Linked DNA regions of Homo sapiens: all the other regions are linked to region 2. The links are chromatin loops, found by intact Hi-C in ENCODE. Cell type or tissue: MCF 10A. All regions are shown on one strand.

The links. Peaks named below come from ENCODE experiments on the same cell type or tissue, not always from the same donor. Only the 100,000 strongest peaks of a DNase experiment are listed, where the experiment ranks them.
Region 1: it touches region 2 in a loop (14-fold over the local background); 2 of 110 quality-filtered maps call a loop at or near these places.
Region 3: a loop joins it to region 2, with 3 times the contacts of the local background. A loop is called at or near these places in 6 of 110 quality-filtered maps.

The regions. Positions count from the first base shown.
Region 1 is chr18:77,697,981-77,705,980 of GRCh38, forward strand. No RefSeq gene overlaps it. Among named protein-coding and RNA genes, the nearest start is that of LINC01029, 290 kb to the right of the region's middle. In MCF 10A, a CTCF peak has its summit at 4,909 (motif pointing left); no DNase peak of the experiment used is centred here.
Region 2 is chr18:76,996,423-77,004,422 of GRCh38, forward strand. The region is part of intron 4 of MBP (myelin basic protein); the gene reads right to left. Among named protein-coding and RNA genes, the nearest start is that of MBP-AS1, 20 kb to the left of the region's middle. RefSeq lists enhancers at 1,386-1,886, 1,887-2,387. In MCF 10A, a CTCF peak has its summit at 4,207 (motif pointing right); no DNase peak of the experiment used is centred here.
Region 3 is chr18:77,473,951-77,481,950 of GRCh38, forward strand. No RefSeq gene overlaps it. Among named protein-coding and RNA genes, the nearest start is that of GALR1, 230 kb to the left of the region's middle. In MCF 10A, a CTCF peak has its summit at 4,831 (motif pointing right); no DNase peak of the experiment used is centred here.

The sequences.
Region 1 (8,000 bases), 700 kb after region 2:
CTTACCTTAATAGATACAGAGCTATTCCAGATTTGTTATTTCTTCTTCAGTCATTTTGCTAAGTTACGTTTTTAAGGGATTTTGTCACATTATCTAAATTGCAGAATTTATTAGCATAAAGTTATTTATAATATTATTCTATTATATTAATAATTACAGCATCTGCAGTTATACCCTTTAATTAATATTAATGATTCTTTGTGATATTTGATATTTATATTTTCCTGATGAATTCACCATTTTACCAACATTAAATGTCTCTCTTCATCTTAGAAAATCCACCTTGTGTTGAAGTCTATTTTGTCTGATATTAACGTAGCCACAGAAACTTTCCTATAATTCCTTCCTTTTCCTTATGGCTTCTGTAATTTATTTCTTACACTTCCTTTTATTTTCAACTTGTCTTGGTAGATTTGTATTTAAGGTTTGTCTCCATTGCAGAAAACATATAGTTGAATTTACATTTTTTCTAATTTGACAATCTCTGCTTTTTAAATAGTATTGTTTAATCCATTTATTATAACTTTATATGATTGAATTTGTCAATCATATTACTTTTTATTCTCTATTTTTCCCATCTTTTTTTGTATTCCTCACTTCCTCCTTCCTTGCCTTATTTTGTGTTAATCAAAATATTATATTTTAATTCTTCAGCTGAGTTTAGCTATATTCATTTATATAGCTAAATAATCACAAGAATTTTCTCCAACTTGGAAACAAATAATTTACAGATTCAAGAGTCTTGGCCAATAATAAGCAGACTAAATACAATGGGAGCCACACTGAGATGCATCAGAGTCAAATTACTGAAAACCAAAGTGCCAGTGGTGGATTTAGGGACCTCACCGTGCATTTTTATGCTGTTGCTGTCTAATCTGAGTTAATATTGTACCTCCTCACATAAAACATAAGACGCTTAGAACGGTGTAACTCCACGTGTTTCCTCTGTTCCTGTCGTTTGACCCCTAAGACAATAAGACATTTTTTCTTTAAGAAATCTGTTGCCTCTTAAAGAAATTTAGGACAGTCTCCATATTTATATGCACAATCACCAGTTTTCCTCTTCTTCACTCCTTTCTATAGATCTGACTTTTCACATGGTGCTATTTTTTCCCAGCCTGAAGAACTTCCTTTAGCATTTTTTGTTAGTGCAGATTTACTGGTGATAAATGTTCCCACTTTTAGTGATCTCAAAATGTCCTTATTTCAGATTCATTCATAAGGGATATTTTTGCTGGATATATAGTTATGAGTTTATTGCTTTTCTCTCTATTTAAATATAATAATCCCCTCTATTTTTGCCTTCATTATTTCTGCTGAAACGTCAGACATATTTTGCATCTCTGTTCCCCTGTATGTAATGTGAATTTTTCATCTTTAGCTGTTTTAATTATTTCTCTTCATGCTTGTTTTAGAGTTCTTTCACCCAGAGGGGCCTGAAGCGTTTTGTTTTACTTTTGGTTTGTTTGTTGGTTTTGGTTCTGAGTTAAATAGCTGGCATGTGAAGGAGGCGTCATTGATGTCCATCATATTTCCTTTTGTTTGGTATCGCCCCAACGCTATCCTGAAAATGCTTTACAAATTAAGAGTTTGAAGCTCTACATTTTATTTCAGTGATTCAGTCACTGAGGCTCAGAGTTTAAGTGATCTGCCCAATATAATAGCAATAAATTGTGGAAGTCTGGCTTTCATTATTTAACCATTTCACACATTTTGAAAGAGGAAAAAATAGTAGTACCATAAATTTTATTTCGGAAAATAGAAGAAAAAGGAGGACTCTAAAAATGTCTGTTGTCCTTAATGAGACCTAACTTTGAGGTTTTTTACAATTTGCTATTTCATAAATAATAAGTGGGAAACTGTTTATTCAACAGAGTAGCTTGCCTACTTTTTAAAATTTGAATTGACCCCACACTACTCTGCAATACAGGAAAAATAATTAGAATTATTCTGAATGTTATTTTCAATGCAATTAAAGAAGGATATAGTTTATGATTTTTATTTATTCAGATTTGATTTCCTGCAATAGGTTGTATCCATCAAAACTAGTTTAATATTGATATTTACTAGATAATTTATTTGTGCTCTTAACAATACCACTTTTGGTGCATTTCTTTGATATAAAACATTTAAATTTCTCTTTCTGTCTGCAGAGCCAGTTCAAGAAAAGGAAAGCACCCAGCTGAGAGCATCACGGGGTCTCCTCCGTGGTCCAGCGCAGGGGAGCTGTGGGTGGATGCCAGACTGTGTCATGCTGGTGTCATGCTACTGCCTTTGTGCCGGAGGCTCTTGTGGGAAGCCCTTTTGGCACCTCTCCTGAAGGCTGTGCATTCGTTCACCTCCCCTTTCCTATTGAGAAAGAGGATCTCAGGTCACAGGGAAGCAGAGTTTCTTCCACTCATACAGGGAATAGAAAATACCGCCACCCTCCACTACCCCATACACATTGGCCTCCTACTGTATTGTACTATAAAACCATGTCTCTTCATTCTGGTCACTACAATGGAAACCTCCTGTTAACTGAAATAAAGAGGGTAGGACTTGGACTAGAGGAGGGGAGATATTAAATCCTGCTCAGACTGTGCCATCCAAGACCTTAACCAGTAGGAATGTTTTTTGACCTCATGAGCCTATTTTCTTGTTTGTAAAAATAAGCATAATGACGTGGTTAACATATTATCTGAATGCCACAGGTAAGAGGCATCCTGCCTCATCATTTGCCTGAACTCTCAGGATATTCAAAAATCCTCATTTCAGAATTCTTCTAGTGCTACAGTTACGTCCTCCTTCTTTCTGCCATGGAAACTGTCGTCACTAACCTCTACCCCTCACCCATGTTTGGGTCTCATTTGTGTCCCAGTAGTTTTTGTGTCAAATGTGGATGGTGCAGCTATTTTAGTCCTTAGATTAAAAGAGAGAGGTATTTTAGCTTTTAATGGAATCATTGAAAGAATAACCTCTGAGGAAGACATTTCAAAACAAATTAAAAATACTACAACTCAGTATAAGAATTTCATTTAGACTTTAAAATTAGCTGAATATATTCTGGCAGAATGATATTTATTTGTGGGACTCCTAACAGTCCTAACATATCTGTAGGGACTTTCAAACACAGGACCAGTAAATGTGATATTCTCTAAGGTTATGAAACATAATAAAAAGATCCAAACACCTAAAAACACCAGCCTGTGCTATTCCTTTTTGCTGTTCTATTTATCATCACCATCATCATCACCATCACAATCATCATCATCCCCATCATCATTTTTGTGCAGCAATTATGAGAAAAAAACCTTATAAATAGAGTTTTCTGTTAACTTATATTGAAGGTGTTAGGTTTTCTAAAAGTTGGATAGACATCCAATGAAGCTAAGAGCTAGGCCATTTGTCCTATACTACCCATCACAGATTTGATCTATCAATCATCAAATATCTTCTAAATGTCTGGGATTATGCTATGTGAAGCCTGAGTGCTCTGGAGAGCTCTCAACTCAGTGAAATTCAATTTCCAATGTACATGTTGAGAATCTACCACATGCAAAAGACTGTCTAGATACCATTGAGAGTACACAAAGCTGCAAAGCCTTCTTCTCAAGAGGAGTTTAATGTTTAAAAGGAGTGATGATATGTAAGCATTGGCCTAAAATTGTATATGACCCTCCAACTGTATATAACATGAAATCACAAGTGTCAGAGGGTCCGCAGCAGAGATTCTGTTTGTTCTTTAAAAAAATCATCAAAAGACATTGTTAAAAAATAAATAGGCAAGAAAAAGACCCAAATAAATTATTTAAGATACAGATATATCTGCCTAATGCTTGAAAGTTGAGCAACACACTTTGGGGAAAAATATAGTTTCGGTTATAAAAGACTAGAACTTCACTCTCTGATTTTGTGATTTCATTACAGAAATGGGCAAGTTCTTACAAAATTTAACATTGCCATTCTCACTAAATATTTTAAACATATTTAGTAACTTCTATTTTAATATCTTACATACTTGGTGAAGATTACTTGAGTATGAAGGCATCATTAGCCAGACAAATGATCAGAGCAAGGCTGCTGTATTTGTCTGTTCTCACATTCCCATAAGAAAATATCTGAGACTGGGCAATCTGCAAAGAAAAGAGGTTTAATTGCCTCTCACTTCTGCATGGCTGGTGAGTTCTTAGGAAACTTACTATCATGGCGGAAGGGGCCTCTTCACCTAGTGGCAGGAGAGAGAATGAGTGCCAGCAGGGGAAATGCCAGACACTTATAAAACCATCAGATCTCATGACAACTTACTTACTGTCATGAGAACAGCATGGGGGAAACTGCCCCCATGATTCAATTACCTCCCACTGCATCCCTTCTATGACATGTGGGGTTTATGGGGATTATAATTTAAGATGAGATTTGGGTGGGGACACAACCAAACACAGCAGCTGCCTATCTGCATCCCTTGAACCTATTCTGCCCATATTTCTGTTATTTTTTCCCCAAGTTTCATATAACATATCAACAGGATCACTTCCTAAGTCCCTCAGCAGAAAAAGTGGATTTGAAAACTGACTCTGGTGTGTACTTCTGTATACAAGTCAAATTGCTTACTTTGATAGACAATACGATTTCCTGCAGACACTAATGGTAAAAATTGTAAACTAAGGATGTAAGCAGGTTTTAATCCTTTAAATTTATTCTCAGATAATGGAAATTGAACAAATAACAATTAATCATGTAGTTTGATTGCTGCTTGTCTGTAACTTATTGTTACTCAAGTTCATATTTTACAAACTGTAGTGTAAACAACATCGAACCTTTCTTGAAAAGCAGCTTCAGCTCAGATCTCATCTCAAACATCAAGAGCCTTGACTCCAAAATGGTGTGAATTGGCTGCCATCTGCTGGACCGGGACACGTAAAGGTGAATTCTAGGTTTTATTTAGCGTCCAGGAAAATCAAATCCCAGTCTCAAACAATATAGTCTTAATTAATTTCTCTGAGAATGTCAACATTTACATATATTAAAGATTGAACTTAATTACAATTGCAATTTATTGATTGAGAAGGCACTTCACTATCTTCCAATGCATTCAAGATCATTACAAAATCCTGTTATAAATCAGGGTGGAACATATCACAAGAAAATGACATATGAAATAATTTATATAAGGACTTTTAATATAAAATATCTTTAATACAAAGTATTGTATGTTTTGAGTGCATAATATATTTTAAAAGCCATTGTTAAATATTGTAAAGCATAAAAATACTCATCAGACGCAACAATCCATTTCTTTGTTGCATAGAAAAGAGGACTCTGAGGGAGTCAAGGTAAATCCAGGTAAACCCCAAGACAGTGCCACTGAGAAGGTGCCTTAAGTCAACAGCACAGATGTCATCTCTAAGGAGTGTGTGGGCCGGGGTTCGTGAGGACAATGGTCTTCAGCCTTGACACACGTGGATGTGTGGCTGGAGACCCCAAGTGGAATGGGTGGATTCCAGTGGTACACATCATAAGAAAAATCGTGGAGACTGAGGAGTTAGGAAATAAGTAGAGGGTTAGGTTAGCTGAAACACTGAGTGTGAACAGGGAGGTTGTTGGGAATAAAATGGGAGAGGTAGGTTGGGGCAGGTGCACGGAGGGGCTTGTAAATCACCACCAAGAGTTCAGGCTGCTGGAAGCTTCCAAGGTAAAGCTGGGATTCACTTAGACAAAAGGCAACTGAGTTGACAAACTGAACATCCTTGTTTGTAGAGAACATTTGTGCTACTTATTCAGCAGTTTCCATGACCCAGGCCATATTCTAACTGCAAGAACACAGAGAAATAAGAAGCATCTCCTGCCCTCCAAGGCCTCCATTCTCAGAGCAGAGGCTTCTCGGTCAATGGCTCTGATGCATACACTGTGGCAGAGCAGAAATGTGGACTCTGGAAACTACTGCAGGAACATGAGAAAGAAGCACCTGCCTCTGTCTGGAGATGTTGACCAAACTCCATATGACAGGTGCATCAGTCTAGGTGGGAAACGTAAGCAGAAGTGTTGCAAGCATAGAGGCCAGGGAAAGGCACCCTTGTGGCTCCAGATTTTGTAATGTCACGGAGTCCTAGGTGTGTGGCTCAAGCCCAGGAACAAGTCCAGTGGAGTGGACGCCTGAGGGACTGCCATTAAATACACTCAATGTGTGTCAAAAAGTCTTGGGAGTAACACAGAGATGGTCCACCACTTTGACACTTAAAACTGCGTATGAGTTAGGGAGGTACAGTTTAAAAATGCTGCTGGAGAGACAACCTGGGTTTAATTTAGAACTCTTCAGCACACAGATGGCAATGAAGCCATCCAAGAGGTGAAATTGCATGTGTAAAAAATGCATTGCAGAGAAAGCAGCCCTGACTGCCATTTACTGGGAGTGGGTCAGGCATTGAGGGCCGAGGCACTCTCTTGTTACCATAGAGAGTTTCACAGACACCGCATCAGGCAAGGCCACTCTGTGATGAGCATAGGAAAGATGAGCTTGAGAACACTGGCCAGGCCATGCAGATGGCCCCATGCCCTCCTTCCTGGGCTCGTCTACACACTGTGGCTTCTTTAACACCTTGGCCCGTTCACGCTCTCTACTCTGTAAATGAAATCATAGAGAGAACAATCATAGTTTTCCCAGCTATTGACAGTGCCCAGTCTGGAGCAAACCCATTCTTCCTTGAACCCTACCCCAAATACCCTAATATGACCCCAAGTCCTCTAATAATCCCTATTTCTTCCTCTTACCAAGACACCCTGTGCCCCTCCGGGTGTGCTCTTGTTGTTGCAGTGAACCAGTAACTCACCTTTACCTAAGACAGGGCCACGGGGAGGAGGACGGAGAAGTTGCCACAGGTGGAAAGAATTCAGCAGTGTGGGTTCTTTCCCCTAGGACAGAGCTTCTCAGACTACAGGTAATCTTCAGTGTTGAAATTATATTTGTTTAGGGAAATATAAGATGAATTTGGAGCAGGCGGGGACCAGATCATGAAAGGTATCTTATTTAATGCCATGATATTTTGATTGTATGAGAGGTTTGGAGAGTGAGGAGGTATTGCAGCGTCTTATCTAGGGAGGTGGCATGGTCACTTTAGAGACCCTCTTCTGGAAGCACCTACATGTGCATCAAGGTCACCCAAAGATATTTTAAAAAATGCAGAAGTTGATCCAGTGGAGCTGAGATCCTGTGTTTCACAAAGTTCCAGGTGGGGCTAGGATGGTGGTTCTTGAGGGGTGGTTTCTGCATCAGCAATGTCAGCATCACCTGGAAATTTGTAGGAGTTGCAGATTATCACCTGACACCAGACCACACTGAATGAGAAAGTTGGGACCTGGGATCCTGCAATTGCCTTAAAAAAAAATTAATAGCAAGTTGTGACAGTTAATTGTATGTGTCAATTTGACTTGAGTAGATGGTAAAACGTTATTTCTAGGTGTGTCTGTGAGGGTGTTTCCTACTAAGTTAGCATTTGAATTGCTAGACTGAGTGGAGAAGTTTCACCCTCACCCATGTGGGAGGCAGCATGCAATTTGCTGAGCACCCAGATAGAACAAAAAGCAGAGGAAGGGCAAATTTCCTTTCCTTTCTTGAACTGGGACCACCATCTTCTCCTGCCCTTAAACACTGAATTCCTGGTTCTCAGGCCTTCAGACTCAGTAACATGCAAACCCACAACACCGCCTGTCTGGAGTCCTTTGGACTCATGTGAATGATACATTGGCTTTCCTGGGTCTTATGCTTACTGATGGCAGATGGTGGCATGTCTCAGCCTCCATGATCACATGAGTCGATTCCCATCATCTCCTTCCCTATGGATCCTACTGGTTCTGTTTCTCTGGAGAACCCTTTAACTCCAGGTGATTCTGATGTCCATTAAAGCTTGGGAACATTATTGTTATTGGCATAGTTGAAGCGCGATAGACACAGATGTGGTCCCAGAAGATGCTAAGAAGGAAGAGAATTTTGAGGAGTCACAGTAGTGCTACACGGCCCAGGG
Region 2 (8,000 bases):
GTTCATAGCAGCTAAACCCACTAGATTTCACTAAAACCTTCAAACAACCTGAATGCTCTTGAGGGGCTGAAGGGATAAACACACTGTGCTGTATCCAGGCATGAAATACTGTTCGGCAATAAAAATACAAACTCTTGTTACAGGCAACAGCTTAGAGGCCTCTCCAAGGAATCTTGCTGAGTAAAAGCCGCCATTCTAAAAGGTTTCATACTGTGTGGTCTTATTTATATGACATGCCGGAAAAGGCTGACCTATATTGGGGGAGGTCAGAGCTGGGGGGCAGGGAGTGGAGGGAGGGTGCAGTGTGGACCACGAGGGAGGGGGACGTGGGAGGATTTGGGGTTGTGTCCTTATTATGGCGCTAGCTACACAAATCCATACGTGCATCACAACTCATAGAAGTGTACCCCCAAAGCAAGCCCATTTTGTTCATTATTTTGTGAAATAGAATATAGAATAAGGCCATTTAACATGAGCTGTCATTGTACAGCCAGAGATGGAATTCATGGGTGCATCGTATCACTGTGCAAATTTTCTGATTGGCAGTCTCAGGTCTCCCCTGAAAGTGTTGGCCTCTCCTTCCGCCTCGGGGCTCCTACTGCCTCCCCGACCTTTGCCTAGAGCGTCCTCCCCCTCCAAATGTCTCTGTTTTGGGAAAATATAGCCTCTTTTGGCTGCAACCCTCATCTGGCATTGGATTGTCCTTTTTAGCTTTCTGCAAGCATCTTCCCTCTCCAGCTAGATTTTAATCTTTCAGAGGAAAAAAGAAAAACTTCTGTGGGATCCCCAAAGCTCCCGGCATTTGACTCACAAGGTGGAGCTCAGCAAATAGAAAGTGACCAGAGGAACAAAAGCCTTCCATGGCAGCCTTGTGAAAAGAGCTTGCTGCAGGGAGCTGGGAAGCTCCAGCCCGGGCCTGACGCCACCTGTGTGGCCTTCAGCGAGTCCCCTGGGGCCCTGGGGCTTCTGGTTCCTCGCGGGTGAAATGATGGGACTGAAACAGAGAGTCTCCAAGTCTTCGGTTCTAGAATTTTACTGAGAAGCCACCTTGGAAAAGCGGCAAAGCGTGTGAGATCAGCCTCTGGTGAGCTTTTATATTGGTTGTTTCCGGAGACTCCAGACCTGGGTTTTGGTTTATGTTCCTAAAGAGCTTTTGTGCTGAGCACGGGAAGAAAAGCCCAGGAGCACGCCTCGGTGTCAGGCTGGTGACGACCTCGGGCAGGGGACTGCGTGGCCCGCGTGGACGGATGCTGCATCTGAGCCACTTTTTTTTTTTTTGAGACGGAGTCTCACTTTGTCCCCCAGGCTGGAGTGCAGTGGCGCGACCTCGGCTCACTGCAAGCTCCGCCTCCCGGGTTCACGCCACTCTCCTGCCTCAACCTCCCGAGTAGCTGGGACTAGAGGCTCCGCCACCACGCCCGGCTGATTTTTTTGTATTTTTAGTAGAGACGGGGTTTCACTGTGTTAGCCAGGATGGTCTCGATCTCCTGACCTCGTGATCCGCCCGCCTCGGCCTCCCAAAGTGCTGGGATTACAGGCGTGAGCCACCACGCCCGGCCTGAGCCACTTTTTAAAAAGTAATTTTTTTATTGTGGTGAAACACACATAAAACTTACCATTCTAACAATTTTTAAGTGTGCAATTCAGTGGCACACATCACATTCGCACTGTTGTACCAGCATCACCGCCATCCATCTCCACACCCTCTCCAGCTTCCCGAACTGAAACCTGGCCCCCATGAAACACTCACTCTCCATCCCTGGCCCCAGCGTTCAAGTCACTTCTTCTCTATGAACGGGCCACCCGAGGGGCCTCCTGTGCATGGAGCCTGCAGCGTCTGTTCTCTGCGGACGGCTTGGTGCACTTACCGCAGTGCCCTCCAGGCGCCCCGTGCTGCGGCCCCCGTCAGAATCCCCTTCCACCTTCCACCGTTAGGCTGAACGACATCCACGGCACCGTATGCGCGGATTGCTTTCTGCTCATCCATTCACCCTTCCGGGGACTTCTGGGTTGTTTCCACCTTCTGGCTCTAGTTCTCAGTCACCTTTGAAGTGACCCAGGCTCCCCGGAGCCACGCTGATCTGATTTGGCCATGACATTCCCATGCCCTCGGGTGACTCGCAGAAGAGATGCCCGAACGCCCCACCCTCCTTTCCCCAACAGCCTGAAGTGAAGCTGCCGAGGTTCCCTTATTCTTTGAAGGAATAGCAGCACGCGGCATCGGGACATTGCTGCTCTTTTGAAGGTCGACGTGCATTTACATTTATGAGATGAGACGTACACACAGTGTTAGGGTGGCTTGGCTGAGAAGTACAGCCCTGTGTCTGCCCCGCTCTCCTGTGGGTGGCTGGTTGCAGGGCCATGATCTGGGTCTGCAGTCCTTTCATGCAGCCCCTTGGCTCCTTCCTCGTTGACCCCACAGCCCCTTGCTCACCACAAACCCGGCTCAGCTCAATTGTAGAAACGCACCACCTACTCCACGGCTTCCAGTGGTGCAGGAAATGTGATAGATGCAAGGTGTCAGCGGATTTTAAGAGCAGTGTTTTGGGGGGTTTAAGAGCAGTGTTTTGGGGGTTTAAGAGCAGTGTTTTGGGGGTTTAAGAGCAGTGTTTTGGGGGGTTTTTCAATTTATGGGGAGTGGGCACTTATCATTCTGTCACACCTTATGATAAACAGGTTACCTGTTCCTAGGTGGGAGGAGCTGGGAGAAGATGCTAGGCCTTAAAGAAACAACGGGAGGAGGTGAGGGGAGGACGCAAGCTGGGTGGGGCACTTAGGGGGTGAAGGTGAACTCAAGTCACTTCACAGACCAGCCATGGGGGACGCTGAAGCGGGTGGCGCACCCTCAAGCCTTCCCGGAGGAGACCGCTGAGGGCCTGGGCCAGCCTCGCAACCTCCGCTTCCCCCGTCAACCCCATCAGAAGCTCTGAGCTGCGGCCCCAGGAACGCTTGTGACGTATAAGGTCATCCTGAAAGTGAACTGAGAGCTGAACTTCAGCTCTCTAGGACAGAAAGGGTTCCTGCTGTTTAGTTTAGGTATTTTTTTTTTTTTTGAGACAGTCTCACTCTGTTGTCCAGGCTGAAATGCAGTAGCGTGATCTTGGCTCACTGCAACCTCGCTCCTGGGTTCAAGCGATTCTCATACCTCAGCCTCCCAAGTAGCTGGGATTACAGGCATGCACCACCATACCTGGCTAATTTTTGTTCAGTGGAGACGAGTTTCACCATGTTGCCCAGGCTGGTCTTGAACTCCTGGCCTCAAGCAATCCACCCACCTTGGCCTCCCAAAGTGCTGGGATTACAGGTGTGAGCCACCGTGAGCCACCACACATGGCCTGCTTACTTTTTAGGACACACATTTAGTAATTCCCTGATATACTTTTAGTTGTACTCACTAAGGTTTAAAAAAAGCCAAAACTGTGAACATTTTTGGTTATTCATTGAGATTTGTGTCTTCTGGGCCATCCCCAACCTGTTTCAAGTACTGCACTTTCTTTGTGGGTGATTAAAAGCGAGGAAGAGCTAGGATGTCAGTTGCACTATAAAAGAAGAAATGGACACAGGGCCGCACCTTGTGATGTAGACTCAGATGCTGGGGGGCATCCTGCAACCTGTGTTTTGCCAGCTAGAGATGAGGCCAGGACATTTCTGCAAAATTTTTGGCTAATTTGGAGCTGAATACCTGGGACAGCTGAAGAATTAAAAAAAGACCTGATTTTTAAAAACTAATATTTTCTATTGTTTAGAAAAATAATACATGCTCATATGAAGATATCCCATGAAATAAGAAAGTTTGTGGAAAAATTCTACCACCGAAGGATGACCCTGGTTTACACTTTGATGAGCACATTGTTAGATCTGGCTTTGTGCAAAAACACAGACAAAATATGCAAATGCCGTTAAAAGTGATCATACTAGACACACTGTTTTCTTCATCTGAGTTTTCTTGTTTTACTCAACAGTGTTGGGGCCTCTTCCTATCAGTAGAGCTTTTCATCACGATGCATAGAGCAACAACAACAACAAAATGACAAACGTTTGCTTGGTAAATAAAAATAACTTGCTGAAAAGTTTTTAAAATCACGGGAGGAAGACCACGGGTGGCCATTTATTTGTAAAAGAAATTCCTTTTTCCATTAGGCTGTTTGATTGCATGATTTTTGAAGAATTATTTTCCTCAACCTGCGATGATACCCATCACCAGCAGGCGGAGCTCCTGCGCACAGCACCCAGGCTGCTGCCCGCCGCCTGTTTCTCTCCAGAAATCAGGAAGAGGGTTGTTGTTGTTTTTTTTGTTTTTGTTTTTGTTTTTTTATTCCCCTGCTTTCCAATTTGTTTTAAGGCCTGGGGAGCTGGGCGTTCTGAAACTGGGAAGCAGTAACAGATGAGTTGCCGCCCGATGCATCTGAAGATCAGCGGCTGCAGGGCCAAGGCATTTCTTGGCAGCATCATTTCCACTCGGATTTTATTAAAGGAGATACGTTGATGGAGTCACTCCCTCTCAGAAGAAATGTTTACAATTAATTTGAAAAAAGATTAATATTCACGGGTGCCTGGAGTTGGTAAAAAAAGAGTTCAAGCTCTTAGTTCTTTGTCTGAGAGAGGAATTTAATTGCTTCCCTGAATCAACGATCATAAGGTCAATACGTGAAGACCTAGTGAGTTTATGGTTCTGAGCCTGTCCGGGTCCCTGCCCACCCGGTCCCCACTCACCTGGTCCCCGCCCACCGGGTCCCCGCCCACCCGGTTCCCACTCATAGGGTCCCCGCTCACTGTCCCGGACCCTGAAGCTCATCTCAGCCTCCAGGTGGGACCATGCAGGGCTGGGGCTTGGGGGTTCCTCGCCTGCCATCCCAGGCTGGGGTGTGCCCGCGTTTCTCTTCCAGAGGAGAGTAAATCACTAGATACACGGGTGTAGATACACCTACCCAGAAGATCGGCCCAGCGTAGCCTGACAGTCTCCAGCCACTCCGCAGCAGTCCACGGCAGCTAATGAGCCTGCCAGGGTACCCACGCTGCAGTTTTAACAGATGGGCGAGGTATTGGAGGTCTCTACTCCTATTTCACATGGAATCCTTTTGGAGACACAAGGAGAAGTGTGCATTCCTAGAACTTGGATGACTTACTTAAGAAAATGCCCGTAAGAGGCCAGGCACGGTGGCTCACACCTGTAATCCCAGAACTTTGGGAGGCCAAGGCGGGTGGATCACCTGAGATCAGGAGTTTGAGACCTCCCTGGCCAACGTGGCAAAACCCCCTCTCTACTAAAATACGAGAATTAGCTGGGCGTGGTGGCGGACACCTGTAATCCCAGCTACTTGGGAGGCTGAGGCAGGAGAATCACCTGAACCTGGGAGGCGGAGGTTGCAGTGAGCCGAGATCAAGCCACTGCACTCCAGCCTGGGTGACAAAGTGAGACTTCATCTCAAAAAAAAGAAAAGAAAAAAAGCCTGTAAGAAAGTTCCTGCTCATCTACACCCTCCCCTCATGATAGTGTTCTTACTGACACAGCCACGTGTTGGAACATCTTCTAACTATCATTAGAGATGATCTGCCTCCTTTCAGATCACACATATTAACACAGTACATTTTGTTTCCCCATTTGTATTGATTATGTGCCAGTTTTGGGGAAGTGGGTCAAATAACTGAGTGTTGATAACATCTGCCCCATTTTCCCACCTGATGGGATGGAGCACAGGAAGTTGGCTCCATGTGGAGTTGCCGCCTGGAGACCTCTGGCCTCTCGTAAACCTGGAATGGTGCGTTCTCATGGAGGCAACCACGGCAGGGTCCCATGCACCTGGCTCTCTCCACCTGGGCCTCCCATTAGGGCCTTTGCTACAGAGATGCACCCATCAGCACTCGGCTGTGGAGCCTTAGCAAGCACCTGTTCTTCCCTTTGTCGTGTGGTCCATGATGTCATTGCAGAATGACACGTTAGAAAAATGTCTCTTTGTTAATGTATCTCAATATGCCCAGAGAGCAGCATCTACCATCCAGTGGCTAAATGCAGTAGGGATTTCCTTATGGGCATTGTCTTAATCAAGTAAGTGGTCCAAGTTCTAGGAATGTACATGTTTTCCCTGTGTCCCCAAAAGGATTCAATGCAAAGCCAGAATAGAGAAAGCAAGGCGTCTTGGTTTTAAAACACGAGGTGTGATCGTAAACCAAAAATATCATTCAGCACTGCTCCCACGTCACCACTCATTTTACAGATTTGAATATTGAGATGCACAGAGGTTCAGGGAGCTGCTCGCAGAGGCTGCTAGCTGTCTAGGGCTTGAACTTTAGACTGCATGCCAAGCGAGACTCTTGTGGAGTGAACGTAGGATGAGAGGCTCACGTTACCCACCTGAAAGTCAGCGGCCTATGGGGAAATTCACTGGCTAGTCATAGGAGAAAGGGAAAAGGGAAGGGAGAAGAACGGATTTTTAAATTGTATTTTATTACAAGAATTTGTAGACTTACCTTGTAGTAAGTTATGAAGCTATTGGCTAGAACTAACAGTGTGCTCACAGACGAGAAAAATAAACTAGTATCTGTAGACAAAGTCAATGACATATGCCAGTTAGTGTCTAGGGAATGAGGGAAGCTTCAATTGCTGCTGTTTACCAAAATAATTGGGAACTAATTTTCTAGTAAACACTGATGGATACAATAAATGCCAGTGTAGTTAATGAGATGAGATTTTTCAATTTTCTCTGTCATTTTAAAAGACGCATTTCTATGTAATTAAAACAAAGGGCCCATCAGTTCCTCCTTTCAGTGGAGAGTGATGCCTCAGGACTGACAGATGGCATCGTCTGGACTGTCCTATTTTGTCTATGTGACTGAAAACCAACCAACCAACATATCTCCTGGTCCTTATTCCTTTAATTTCCAGGTTGCACATGGCGGGTTTTTGCACACATCCACAAAGCGGCATTCGGGACCTCTGCTGTTCATTTCGACGGTTTCAGCAGTGGCCCTGAGAGTGAAGGGCGAATGAATTTGCTTTTTACTCTTTTTACCTCCCAGAGTAATATTTGATTCTTCTGGCACTCTCAGGAAGTGCAGATACCAGAGAGCTCAGAAGTTAATCTGAAAAAACTCAGAGACAGAGAGCTCAGGGATGAATCTGTGTGGCCTGTTCAGAACCACAGAAGATAGTGGTGTCACTGTTTTTCTGAGCTGCCATGATAAGAAAGAACAGAGGTATATTTGATATAATTTTTTTCTTGTGAAAGTGATAATATGCTTCTTCAGTATATTTTTTGAATTAGGAATCGTAAAATGTAGTTCTAGATGAAATAGATGCACCTTTTCTGCCATTTTCCCTACATCACACTTCTTTTGTGGCTCACAGAGATCCTTGACATCCCCAGAAACCTTGTTTAAGTGATTAAATGATCCTCCTTAAAGATGCTCAAAGGAGACAGTCACCTACGCAGCATCTTCCTTTCTCTCCAGGGATCTTCTGTTATTCAATGCGTGCGTATTTTCTACCTAAAAACCGGTGGGAGTGGGAAACAGCAGACCCCCTGCAAACTATCTGAAGCTTAGGGTCATGGTATCTGTTTCCCATGGAAACTGGAACCAGCAGCTAAAACAGGCACCAGTGAAATCAGTATTATTGGACAGAACATGGGTGTCAAAGTCTGCAAGGCTGGAGATGAGACGACACATCCGACTGTAAATGGTGGGCCATGCTGTCTCCCCTTTTCTTACTCTCCATCCCCCTGACTTCATAATGCTCTGGCAATTCCGAGAAATCACAGAACACTGTGGTTCTCTTTTCAATACTAGTTAAATACTAGTTACAATACTAGTTAAATAATAGCTTCCTCTGAAAAAAAGCACATATATATATATGTGTCCCCCCCCACTCCCCGCCGCAAGGAAGCTATTATTCGATTTCTGGTCAAACAGCTCCTACCATGCCTCAGGAGAGTATGTTAGATTTTTTTTTAAAAGCAAGATCAGGGCATTTTAGATTTTGCAGTTTGGAGAGAATTCTTTTC
Region 3 (8,000 bases), 480 kb after region 2:
GTCAGGAAAAAAATTTCTCTCTCTCAAAAAGAGTGAATATTTTATGGCTTAGGCAAAATTTACAATTAAAAATATTAATTTATAATTAAAAAAACAAAACTCTGAAGCTCAGTTTATTTGACGTATCTGAAGTCCCTTTTTGAAGTGACCAAAGCCAATACAATTTTTCCTGTGAGGACCAATGTAAGTCCCCAGCGTGAGGAGCACTATTTCTCCCGGCCAAAAATCACCTTAGGCCACGAAGGTCTTGTGGGAGTGTTTGACCTCATTGCTCACGACATAAAACAATCTCATAGGAAATTATCCCCCCAGAAACACTCAAAAATTCTAGCTTAGCCTGGTGGCCACATATGAGGGGCTGACCTCCCAGTGCCTTCAGATCCCAGGATTCCTGGGTTTTACCAAGACATGTAAGAGGGGAAAAGTGACTCGTGAGTGACACCTCAAAATACAATTCTCATTAAGCAGCACACCAGATCCAAAACATCTTTCCCTTTCAATCTTTAATTTCTTAAAAAGAGAACCCAAATTATAGGTAGCTGTCCATCTGAAACCAAGTCTTCCTCCTTAACGGAGATTCGTCCTTAGAAACTGCAGCTAGATTTATGTCCAATACTTATGGCACCACCTCCTGTCAATATCTAAAAAATAAAATGGTGTTACTTAACCCATAAAAAAGCCACACAACAGCCAAAATGATACACCTTTAAAATATCAGAATTAATTGATTTACTTTACAATGAAAAGTACTGGCTCTAAAATGAAACAAAATAATTGGGAGACTTCCTTCCTATAGTACTTAGAAGCATCTACAAGAGGCTCTGACAAAATTCTTTCCATAAATGAAGAAAAAAGCTCCCTAAAATAAATGAATAAATAAGCAGCTGAAGCTGATTCTCTCCTGCTTCATTTCTTCTCTTCCCCGTCTGAACCGTCTCACCTGCACTCACCTTTGCCTCCTTTGATCCCCTCCTCCCACTCTTGCTCTTCTAGCTTAATCTCAGAAACAGCGAATATCTGGCAGAGGAAAGCCCACCTTAGTTTATCAGCCATCATCAAAAGTAAACCTTAAAGACATAAGAGATTTCCTGGCTAGGCACAGTGGCTCACACCTATAATCCCAGCATTTTGGGAGGCTGAGGCAGGAGGATCACTTGAGCCCAGGGGATTGAGACCAGTCTGGCCAACATGGTGAAACCCCGTCTCTACAAAAAAATGCAAACAAACAAACAAGCAAATAGCCAAAAATGATGGCATGTGCCTGTGGTCACAGCTACTCGGGAAGCTGATGTGGGAGGATCGCTTGAGCCCAGGGTGTTGAGGCTGTCATGAGCTGTAATCATGCCCCTGCACTCCAGCCTGGGTGACAGAGCAAGACCCTGTTTCAAAAAAAAAAAAAAAAAAAAATCTAATTTCCACGAGGATCCTATTGGTTTTGCCAGAAAGCTTAAGCTTAATATCAAAGTTACAAGGACCCTATTGGTTTTGCCAGAAAGCTTAAGCTTAATATCAAAGTTACCACCCTGTTTTTTCTGATCTATATCAACTAGTTCACATGTTAATTTTTTTAAAGTAAAAATTAAGTAGCTAGACACAAAAGAAGGGGTTTTTAAAAATGTGTCTTAGCTACTTAATTACAAAAGAAGATCACACATGTGCCTGTGAGGTTACAAAGACTTTGCTCCAAGCCATCCATTTAGTCTTCCAAAAAGTGGTAGACGAGAAGAAAATATAGCAATGTTGGCAAAATCCAGATAAATCAATACTGACATAGGTTGAGACATTTAAAAACATCTTTAAACAATATTGAAGATTATCTAATTTTTTATACCAGTACCATAGTGTTTTGCTGGCTATGGGTTTATAGTATAGTTTGAAATCAGGTAGTGTGATGCCTCCAGATTTGTTCTTTTTGCTTAGTCTTGCTTTGGCTATGTGGGCTCTTTTTTGGTTCCATATGAATTTTAGAGTTGTTTTTTCTAATTCTGTGAAGAATGATGGTGGTATTTTGATAGGCCATTGGAACAGAATAGAGAACCCAGAAATAAACCCAAATACTTACAGCCAACTAATCTTCCACAAAGCAAACAAAAATATAAAAGTGGGGAAAGGACACACTTTTCAACAAACGGTGCTGGGATAATTGACTAACCACATGTAGGAGAATAAAACTGGATCCTCATCTCTCACCTTATACAAAAATCAACTCAAGTTGGATTAAGGACTTAAATCTAAGACCTGAAACATTAAAAATTCTAGAAGATAACATTGGAAAAACCCTTCCAGACATTGGCTTAGGCAAGGATTTCATGACCAAGAACCCAAAAGCAAATGCAATAAAACCAAAGATAAATAGATGGGACTTAATTAAATTAAAGACCTTTTGCACGGCAAAAGGAACAGTCAGGAGAGTAAACACACAACCCTCAGAGTGGGAGAAAATCTTCACGATGTATACATCTGACAAAGGACTAATATCCAGAATCTATAACAAACTCAAACTTTAGCAAGAAAGAAACAATCCCATCAAAAGTTGGCTAAGAACATGAATAGACAATTTTCAAAAGAAGATATACAAATGGCCAGCAAACATATGAAAAAATGCTTAACATCACTAATAATCAGGGAAATACAAATCAAAACCACAATGCAATATCACCTTACTCCTGCAAGAATGGCCATAATCAAAAAATCAAAAAACAGTAGATGTTGGCATAGATGCTGTGATCAGGGGACACTTTTACACAGCTGGTGGGAATGTAAACTAGTACAACCACTATGGAAAACAGTGTGGAGATTCCTTAAAGAACTAAAAGAGGTAGAACTACCATTTGATCCAGCAATCCCACTACAGGGTATCTACCCAGAGGAAAAGAGTCATTATATGAAAAGGATACTTGCACATGCATGTTTATAGTGGCACAATTCACAATTGCAAAATTGTGGAACCAACCCAAATGCCCATCAGTCAAAGAGTGGATAAAGAAACACACACACACACACACACACACACACACACACACACACACTGGAATACTACTCAGCCATAAAAATGAATGAGTTAATGGTATTCACAGTGACTGGGTTGAAATTGGAGACTATTATTCTAAGTGAAGTAACTCAGGAATGGAAAACCAAACATCGTATGTTCTCACTGATATGTGGGAGCTAAGCTATGAGGATGCAAAGGCACAAGAATGATACAATGGATTTTGGGAAATTGAGGGGAAGGATGGGACAGAGGCGAGGGATAAAAGTCTACAAATAGGGTGCATTGTATACTGCTCAGGTGATGGGTGCGCCAGAATTTCACAAATCACCACTACAGAACTTACTTATGTGACCAAACACCACCTGTACCACAATAACCTGTGGAAATTAATATATATATATGTGTGTGTATATATATATATACATGTATATAATTTGAAGATATTTTCCATTTTATATAATCCAAATGTATCAACAATGAGATTTCAAAATGAAAACCACATAGAAACATTAAAGCAAAAATATTACTTAACCTGTTAATAAATCATAATTTCTGGTTGTAAAGTTCTATGTGCAAAAATGTAAAAGAAAAAAATTGAAATACAATACTGGCAAACAACAAAGATTATCTAAAGAAAGTTATGCTAATCATCAAAATGATATTCTCAGTTTCAATTTTATAAATAGAGTAGATAAAAAAATTGACAATAATAAAAAAACAATGTCTGAGTTGGGCAATTTCTCAGACTCATAATTTGGTTAACCTTGCTGATCAATTACTTTTAACTGAAAGAGAGAGAGAGAGATAGAGAGATCAAACAAAAAAGACTAATAAAATTATAAATCTACAATTAAAACAACTATCCACTTAGTCTAGACCTCCAAAATACCCCCCAGTAAACCTCAAAACAGACCTAACTTTCCACTTCACAATTGCTACAAAAAACCCGGACACTTAAAAAATGCCAAAAACTAAAACAAAGGAAATAACAGCATGCAACAAAAAAAATAGGGATACTCCAAAAAAACTTCAAGAGACTTTTCCCTTCCTTCTTACTAGCAACCTGGGAGAAATAAAAATTATTTTTTTAAAAAAGATACAAGCTCTGTTGACACTGGAACTACATTATCTCGAATTAATCTCACATTGCAGAGTCTCTTTTCTCAAAATTAACAAACAATTCAAATGATGGGTGTCAACGAGTACTCCTATATTGGTACATAAATTTCAGCCTATAGCTTTTCAGCGAAATCTTTCTCAGTCTATAGCTTTACAGCTAGATCTTTTACAAGACTCATATTTTTCTCTTAGTTCCCTCAGCCCCATCCATTTAACAAAAAGAAACTTTAAAAAATATACTCACATTTCTTTTTCCCCAAATGCAGGCATGTGTTTAGAATTAGAAGACAAAAATGAATTACTAGATATAGTGAGTTTTTGGAATCTGATTCTCTTCATTTACAAATTGCAAATTATGTTACCAAAGAGGACATTAAATTATTGAGTGATAAAGAATTACAAAAACTGCTAAAGGCATACTGGATTGTCTGTGGTCTGTCTTTTGCTGACATAAAAAACAAGAAATCTTGAAGATGATAATTATATAGCCTGAGCCATACTTGAGTTAATGTTGACTGCATCTGGCTGTAAGTCAACAACATGGGAAGAAAAATCTTTATTTTCATTTTCTGTCATCCGAGAGTGAACATTTTGGCTTAACAGATCTACCCCCTTGGATGTGGAGAACACATACTTATTGATTTGTACATGAGGCTTTCCATTAGCACGTGAAATTAGCATGGATTTCTTTTTTTGCTCTTCGTTGATGTACCAGTAGGGGGTGGATCCACATCGGGTTGGTGACTCAGTCCTAGTCTCCGTGGAATAGTGATTACAGGAAGTACAGGAGCACACACTGTCCCTCCCCGCTTTTGGCAATAATCCCCACTGTTTCACAGGAACTGAAACAGAAGCAATAATTTTGTCCCCTTGGAATAAATGGTTCTGAATAGTCAAGATGGAAAATATAGCACAAAGTCATGGCTTTCACTACAAAGAGCTGGGCCTCTGCAGTCAGATAAAAAAGGGTTCCTGTATTAGTTTTAACACGTTTTCTGTGTAACCTTGAATATATTATTTAACTTCTTTCAATTCATTCATCTATAAAATGTGGCTAGAAGTACTGTCCTTGTCTGGCTGTTCTGAGGACCAGGAATAACATACATAAGATATCTGGCACACGAAAACTGCTGTGTGTACTCTTGTAAAAATAGACCGTGTATGATGTATGCCGAAAACCCATGAGCTTCTCCCTCTCCTCTGGAAAGGAAGTGAGATTTTGTAAAGTTGTATGAAGAAGCACTTTGGTCTGGCATAGGAGGAGGTTTTCCAGACTTAGGAAGTAAAAATACCAGATACCCAGTTAAATTTGAATTTCAGAAAAGAAATGAATAATATGTTTTAATATAAGTATATCCCATGCTATGTATGGCATATACTTGTTTAACTGGGTGCTCTGTACCTTATATGGCAACCCTATGGGAAACTGTTTTGAAAAACTTTTTTTTTCTTTTCTTGGACTATTCTAAGGTCTTATTCTTTCCTCAATAGTCTCATCCTGTGTTTGACAATGGTGGTGCTTGCTGAAGCAGCAAACTGTAGTGATGGCCTGGGCATAAATGCCCTGTTATTGGAGCACTCCTTGTTCTTCATTTGTGATACAGTCTACTACACAGGTTTGCATATTGTTACAATTCAATTGGTTAATAAATATCATGGATTTGGAAACATGACTGGCACTTAATAAGTTTTCCAAATGTTAATTATTTCTATATTTAATTTATTTTAGTATGTTCACTTTTTTCACATTTTAAGATTTTAAAATTTGAAAGTGTGTTTGAATTGATGTCGATTTACAATTGCTGTTGGCTTGGCGGCAGTTGTAATGTAGGAACATGCACAAACTTGAACACCACTGTTCATATCATCATGGCTTCACTTGAGTTATATGCACCATTTGAAAAAACTTCACTTCTTGGAAAAGAAGGCATGGCAGGGGATCTCAGAGGAATAGCGGGGAATCTCAGAGGAACATGGCAAGATAAGTCTTTCCCTTAGAAAGAAATCCTTCCAAGGCTCAGAGAAAGAATAGAAAGGCTGGGCTTTCATGGATAAAAGCCACCGGAGTATGAGGAAAGCGTTAGTTCTTGGTGCATTTTCTTTTTTTTAAAAATTTTTATTATTATACTTTAAGTTCTGGGGTACATGTGCAGAATGTGCAGTTTTGTTACATAGGTATACACGTGCGATGGTGGTTTGCTGCACCCATCAACCCGTCACCTACGTTAGGTATTTTTACTAATGTTATCCCTAACCCCCCACCCCTGACAGACCCTGGTGTGTGATGTTTCCCTCCCTACGTCTATGTGTTCTCATTGTTCAACTCCCACTTATGAGTGAGAACACCCGGGGGTTGGTTTCTCTGTTCTTGTGATAGTTTGCTGAGAATGATGGTTTCCAGCTTCACCCATGTCCCTGCAAAGGACATGAACTCATCCTTTTTTATGGCTGTATAGTATTCCATGGTGTATATGTGCCACATTTTCTTTATCCAGTCTATTATTCATGGACATTTGGGTTGGTTCCAAGTCTTTGCTATCGTGACTAGTGCCGAAATAAACCTATATGTGCATGTGTCTTTATAGTAGAATGATTTATCATCTTTTGGGTATATATCCAGTAAAGGGATGGCTGGGTCAAATGGTATTTCTAGTTCTAGATCCTTGAGGAATCACCACACTGTCTTCTATGATGGTTGAACTAATTTACACTCCCACCAACAGTGTAAAAGAATTGCTATTTCTCCACATCCTCTCCAGCATCTGTTGTTTCCTGACTTTTTAATGATTGCCATTCTAACTGGTGTGAGATGGTATCTCATTGTGGTTTTGATTTGCATTTCTCTAATGACCAGTGACTGTTGTTTATAAGGTACCCAGTCTACAGTATTTTGTCATAACAGCCAGGAAAGATAAGACAATCTCTCTATGCTTCAGTTTGTCATCTGCAACATAGGAATTATAATAATACTTACCTCTTTGGTTTATTGTGAATATTACATAAGTGAGTACGAGAAAATCACTTAGAACTTTTCCTGTCACATAGTAAGTACTAAACAAATGCTAGCTATTTTATTCTTACCATAACGGTAGTAGGGCATACTGTTGAAATATAAAATCTAGAGCCAGACTGCCTAAAGTGAAGTTCCTTACCACCACTTCCTAGCTTTTTTGTGTATGTCACTTAGCTATGCTTAGGCTCAGTTTATTCATCTGTAGGATAAGGCTAGTAATAATATCCATCTTAATAGTTGTTGCAATAATAAATTATTAAATGTAAAACGCTTAGAAGCTGTAGTCCCAGCTACTTGGGAGGCTGAGGCAGGAGGATCACTTGAACCCGGGAGACAGAGGTTACTATGAGCTGAGATCGCGCCACTGCACGCACTCCAGCCTAGGTGACAGAGTGAGACTCTGTCTCAAATAAAAATAAAAATAAAAATAAAATTAAAAAGACACTATATGTCTATATGTCTAAGTACATCTAGGAGATTTCTCTAAATATTATAACTCAAAGTGAGAAGAAAGCATTGGGTCACTTCAGTTGGTCTCATTATTTTTTGAAATATCTGTATGACTTAGAACCAAAGGAATTTTAGAATCTATAAATGAAGTATTGTTTATTTTCTCTAGCCTTGCTCCCACTAAGAATAATGACACCAACATTCCCAGGGGATCGTCTTCATTCGGTTGCTTTTATTGAGCACGGCCTTCTCTTCTAGGCACTTTGTGTTAAGCAAAGGATGAAAAAGCAAAGAAAACAGAAGTGAACCTGACATTGTGGACTTTTTGTTCTAGGCCTGAGGTCAAAAGAGGTCAAAAGGTTCTAGGCCTATGAAAGTCCAGATGTTAACAAGTTTAGGCTTTCTGGACTGTACAGCCTCCATTGC